Linked DNA regions of Homo sapiens: region 2 is linked to region 1. A link is a contact called in ENCODE Hi-C or POLR2A ChIA-PET data. All regions are on one chromosome and are shown on one strand. The core of a region is the stretch at or near the end of the contact, and the rest is flanking DNA. Distances in the headings are between cores, read along the strand shown.

What was found. A loop is a pair of places that touch in the nucleus more often than their neighbours do. ChIA-PET counts read pairs that join two places held with the same protein, here RNA polymerase II (POLR2A). Pooled maps may share reads with other maps.
Region 2: a pooled map shows a loop between it and region 1 (6-fold over the local background). The contact joins two enhancer-like sites. A Hi-C loop is called at or near these places in 2 of 37 single-sample maps with no recorded cell type and 11 of 50 pooled maps. POLR2A ChIA-PET finds 5 or more read pairs at or near these places in 5 of 52 experiments (MCF 10A, activated CD4-positive, alpha-beta T cell, activated CD4-positive, alpha-beta memory T cell and 2 more).

Annotation. Positions count from the first base shown.
Region 1 is chr7:111,012,219-111,015,246 of GRCh38, forward strand. All of the region lies in intron 3 of IMMP2L (inner mitochondrial membrane peptidase subunit 2), which reads right to left. Among named protein-coding and RNA genes, the nearest start is that of LRRN3, 77 kb to the right of the region's middle. Within about 2 kb of position 1,258, at least 6 of the 41 ENCODE cell types and tissues checked have a DNase peak (open chromatin) inside an H3K27ac peak, as active enhancers do.
Region 2 is chr7:111,136,616-111,139,697 of GRCh38, forward strand. The region is part of intron 3 of IMMP2L (inner mitochondrial membrane peptidase subunit 2); the gene reads right to left. Among named protein-coding and RNA genes, the nearest start is that of LRRN3, 47 kb to the left of the region's middle. Within about 2 kb of position 1,761, at least 19 of the 41 ENCODE cell types and tissues checked have a DNase peak (open chromatin) inside an H3K27ac peak, as active enhancers do.

The DNA of each region.
Region 1 (3,028 bases), core at 8-2,507:
ATGAGATGTCCAAGCACGAGTTTTCAGAGTAACAATGCAATTATTTCCATTATCATTTTGAATTTATATTGTTATTCTTCCTTTAAGGAGTTTGAGTACCTCATACAATGTTGCAATTACTTTCAGAAATGACTCACTATAGTGCGAACAGTATTTCATAATAATGCAGCCAATAAAATAAAAACAAATATAAATTTCACCTAGGCAAATAAACATGAATGCATTCAGTTCCTCTACATTATACTTTTTCAATTTACAATGAAATAATTCACATATAGTAATATTTATATATGATATTAACATAGGGGCAAATGAAACATAGTTGATAAAGACACAATCCTGACTTTTAAAAAAATTTAAACCAACCTTAACAGAAATTATGTTTTAGAAGGCCAATAAATATAGATTTAGAGCGACTATTTATACATTACATATGTGGTAGCTATTCTGGAGTTTTAGGTAAGTTAGGGTGGACACATGTTTATAGGATCACAGAACAGAAATTTCAGAGATGAATGGGTCCAATCACTTTAGCTTACAGATTTATTAGTAAAGGCTTTAGCCCCTAACTTGCCGATGAGGAAATGAAAGCTGAGAGGGTTCACTGTATCTTATTTTTTCAGAACTTGTTCAAGCTTGTTGGGAGTTAGAAAATAACGAACATCCTAAATTATTGTAAGAAAATTTGCAATTAGGAAGAGGAAGGGCTTCCATATAGCTTATGTGCACTGCAGCTTTCATTCATTCAGCACAATTGTACTGCATACCTGACGTATTATACATTGCACTAGGTACAAGAACTATAGCAGTGAGCTAGATTGGTATGATTCCTAAATTCATGAACCCCACAATCCACTGAGAGAAACAAACAAGGAGAGAGGGCCTTAGAAGACCCCTAGATAAAGATTATATAAGGGAAAAGTACCTAAGGACAGATGAGGCTGTTGTGGTAAACATGTGTGAGACTGCAAAAGACCTTATAAGCCACGATAATAACTTCAGTATTAGTACTAAGAGCAATTGAGAACCACTTAAGAGTTTTATGTAAGAGGTAGACATGAGCAAATCATATTTTATAAATATGTTTCTGACTGAAGGAGGCAAGTCAAGGCAGGCAGGCTGGCCAATGAAAAGGCTTCTACAACACTTTAAGGCAGAACATGAAGTCTTGCACAAGGAAAGTAGCAATAAGGACAGAAAGAAACAGGCTTACTTTTCGAGGTAAGACTGAAAGAATTGGGTGACTGCCTGGATGGGAGGTGTGAGGGAGATGAAAACGGAAGGAGGGTGTGCAAGTTTCTGTTTTAGTAAGTGGGTGAACAGGAAGCCATTCAACATAAAAAGGAACACAGAAGGAGGAGAAGAGGAGGATTTGAGTGCAAGCAGGTTATGTTCACAGGCATCACTCCAAACTAACTCCTCCCACATACAAACTCCCATATATGCCCCTTGCCTACAAGTGGAAAAAATCATTCATTTTACAGTGAAGTAGAATGATTCCCTGTAACTTAGGCAATATTATAGAGTAAAATCTTAATTATGTATATCTTTTATTCGTTTAGTTTATCTGTGGTATATCTTGATTAAACATTAAGTAGACTGCTTATTTTTTTTTTCTTTTTTAAAAAACAAGTCTGGTTTACCACCTCATATAGCTTTCATCTTACCAAGAAAATTCTTTGAAAGACAAACATGTAAAAAGTTCCCTCATATCAAGGAGGTCTTGACCTAGGGGTCAAGTCAGGAAAACTGGACATATTTCCAGCTTCTCAAGTCATATATTCACAGCAAAACTTCATTATTTTGCTGGCAATTACTTTTCAGAAAAGTAGGCATATCCATAATCAAATATAAGTACAAACAGGCCAGGTGTGGTGCCTCACGCCTATAATCCCAACACTTTGGGAGGCCGAGGGAGGCAGATCACTTGAGGCCGGGAGTTTGAGACCAGTCTGGACAACATGGCAAAACCCCAAAAATACAAAAATTAGCCAGGCATTGTGGCGCATGCCTGTAATCACAGCTACTCAGAAGGCTGAGGCACGAAAATTGCTTGAACCTGGGAGGCAGAGGTTGCAGTGAGCCGAGATTGCATCATTGCACTCCAGCTTTGGCAGGAGAGTGAGACTCTGTGTCAAAAGAAAAAAAAATTGTGTGTGTATATATATATACACACACACATACACACACACTTATGTATGTACAAATTACATTTTAAATGCAAATATAAATGACTCCTGGATTAATCTTTGAATCACTGAACTCTGTTTTTATCATAAGTTGACTATTTAAAAGGCTTTTGGAATGATTTCTTGGATATGAAATGAAAAGCACAGACAACAAAAGCAAAAACAGACAAATGGAACTACATCAAACTTTAAAACTTTTGTGCATCAAAGGACACAGTCAACAGAGTGAAAGGTAATCTATGGAATGGGAAAAAAAATCATATATTTGATGAGGGGCTAATATAAAGAATATTCAAAAACCTCTTATATGCAACAACAACAAAAAACCAAATAAGCCATCTAAAAATTGGCAAAGGACTTGAATAGATATTTCTGCAAATATGACATACAAATGGCCAACAAGCTTGTGAAAATGCAAATCAAAACCACAGTGAGATATCATCCCACACCCACCCATTAGGATCACACCTATCAAACAAAAGAAAACACAAAAATAATAAGTGTTGTCAAAGATGTGGAGAATTGGAGCCCTGGTGCCCTGTTGGTGGCACTGTAAAATGGTGCATCCTCTATGGAATACAGTAAGGAGGTTCCTCAAAAAATTAAGATTAAAATTACCATATGATTCAGCAATGCCATCTCTGGGTATATACACAAAGGAATGAAAACCAAAGTCTTAAAGAGATATTTTCACACCCATGTTCACAGCAGCAATAGTCACAATAGCCAAGAGACAGAAGCAACCCAAATGTCCATTACCAGAAGAATGGACAAACAAATGTGATATGTACGTACAATGAAATCTTATTCAGCTTTAAAAAGGAAGGATAGCCTATCAT
Region 2 (3,082 bases), core at 511-3,010, 120 kb after region 1:
ATTGGATGCAGTCCTCCAGGTGTGCTAATCTCTAATCTCTGGAGTAGTATTAACCAAATTCCTGCACTATTTTCAAATGGAAGCAAAGCCAGCTGTAAACGGACAAAGATAATTCTACTTGATCCCAAATGATGTGGCTAACAGCATCATCAATATCATCATCACCAGCACTTAGGAAATGCTAAGCATGAACAGACATATAAACTCATTTAACCTCTATGAGAAAGATTCTTTCAGCAACCATATTTTATATTATCAGTAAGAAATTTCAGGTAACGAACTTTAAGGAACATCACTAGCAAGTTTTTACAGGTGGTAGTGACAGGGATTTGTTCTCCATGTTAAACAAATTGAAAGGTTGAAAGGTGGTTAGCTTGCTGTTGAAAGGTGGTTAGCTTGCTGTTATTATCATAACAGCACAGAATTAAGAATCTCACTACAAACAAACAGAAATGCATAAATCTAGAGGCTAACGATATATAGTCTTCGTCATGTTGAAATGCTGCAAAAATATGGTGGGTTAGTTCACTTTCTAGTGGCAATAAGGTTTGGTGGAAATGTGGTAAATTTCCTCCACCTCAGCTATTTGATAGCATTTATAGTGGTATAACAGAAATAAAGTACGCTTTATTTACGAGAAGACTCATTCTATATTCAATTTATAATAATAAGCATGCTGGAAGAGCCATCTGGATACCTTATAAAAATGGTATTTTCCATTGGAAGTAAAGAATTTTAATCAGTGTTAGTTGGTAATTATTCATTTCACCATTTCCTAATCATGTCAAAAAAAATACGTTAAGCCAGAATTCACAATTTTTCCATTATGCAAAAACACCACCATATTGTTTTATCTACTTAGTAAGATCATTTTTTTCTATTTCATACACTCAGACCACATTGCTCAAAATAAGAAAAGGCAAATATAATAATCAAGCTTGATAAGCCAAGAAGCAGAGCAAAGATAGGAAAAAAATAATTTGATTTGAGGAATAAAAATATTAAATTACTACTTCAATGCTCTGAATGATAAAAGCACAGTCAGAAGCAGTCCATTTCTAAAAACTAAGTGGTATTTCAACAGCTCTAACAAAGGAGAACAGAAACTAGTCTTGGATTTTTATGAGAACTTTAATATGAATGATTTAAGAAATTATACTTTAAAAATCTCATTCAGTTAAAGTACAGATGTATATGCTACAACTTTTGGTTTTGGTTTTTTGTTTTTAGACAGGGTCTCACTCTGTTTCCCAGCCTGGAGTACAGTGACATGATCTCAGCTCCCTGCAACCTCTGCTTCCCAGGCTCAAGTGATCCTCCAGCCTCAGCTTCCTGAGGAGCTGGGATTACTGGCATGAGCCACCACACCCAGCTAATTTTTGTGGGGTTTTTTTTGTACAAATGGGGTTTCCCCATGTTGCGCAGGCTGGTCTCGAGCTCCTGAGCTCAAAGCTATCTGCTCCCCTAGGCCTCCCAAAAGGCTGGGATTACAGGCCTGAGCCACCGTGACCAGCCTTGTGCTACACCTTTGTATAAACCTACTTTAAAATACAAAAAGGTACTCCATTCATTCTTTTCAAAAGATTTAGTGAATGTGAATAATGTCATATTGCCTAGAGTAATCTTGATGTTTTTGTTCCACTGGAAAAAAACAAGGTCCCTTTAGCTAAAGCTTTTCTTCTGCTATTGTCACTTCAGCACTAGCAAAACTAGGGTGACAGCTCATAAAGAAAATAACCAAAAGCTCTCACTTTGTCCAATGACGTGGCAGCCCTCCAGCACTGGCATTTCCTGCCCCAAATTAACTCCAGGGGCCATAAGATCAAAGTAAGAAGGAAGTAGCTTGTCTTTCTCTTTAGTTGTGGTAGCTACTTTGTATTACATAGGCAATATAATTCATTGTTTCTTATATAACCGCTTATGCTATTTTACATTGTACTAGGCATCTGCAAACAAACAAATGTTATTTCTTGTTCCAAGTTAGGTAAAACTTGTAAATAAAACCCTGCAAAATGGCTCACAATAAATCAAAATAGTCCTACAAGAAAACAGAAAGCTAGAAAAAGATTAGAGATAAGGTCCTGCCAATAGATAATTCTATTTTAAAAGAAAAAAAATCAGCTGAAGTCCTATTTGGTTCTCATGAACCTGAAAAGATAGTTAGTTGTTTTGCCAGAAAAAGAGTCCCAGACATTATTTGGTCACTTGCCTGGAATAGCTTGGCATTTCTGCACCCTCAAGTAATAAAACTTACTTGTAAAACCCTTTAAGGCAACAGAGATTGCCTGTATTTATTTTCTAGGAAGGGAAAATATTGAAAATTATGATGTATTCAAAGACCACAACTATAGGAGAAAATGCCATACTGCTAAATGTTTTTCAGTTGACATGATCTTTTAAATCATCTCTATTGATCCCTTTATTTAAGATTCGATTTGGCTATTGTGAGAATAATGAACAAATAAATGAATGTGATATCCATTTGATATCTAGTATTTCACCAAAAAAAAGGAATAAGCCTGGATTTTTTTATCTTTGCCCTATTTACATTGTACAATGAGGAAGAAATTTTGGAACGGAGCTAACAAAAGATCTAAATTAAGACACCATTTTAAAGCTCTGGGAATTACAGTGGCACTATTACCCAGAAGCAAAAATCCTAAATGATTCTATGAACAGGTAACAAACTACAAAAAACAGGTAACAAGGGCCAGAGACTGGACTAGGTTGGTATTTCTTTTTGTTCAACAAGTATTTACTGCCAGAGACTGGACTAGATTGGTATTTCTTTTTGTTCAACAAGTATTTACTAAGAAACTAAAATGTTAGAAGCTTCAGGGGATACAAAGATAGGCAACTTCCCTGAAATAATTGAGAATTATCTATGGTGGGAAAAACTATGAGAAAGGAAAGAGATTTTTTAAAAATGCTATAGCAATTAAGCAGCTTCCAGATATATTTTGGGAAAATTACAGATAGTAGTAATTAGCCTAACCCTGATATGCAAGTTAATCATCTCTCCCATCTAGAAAGTTGTTCTTTTTGTAACAGAAGACACATAAAATAGTGTCTATTCACTTTA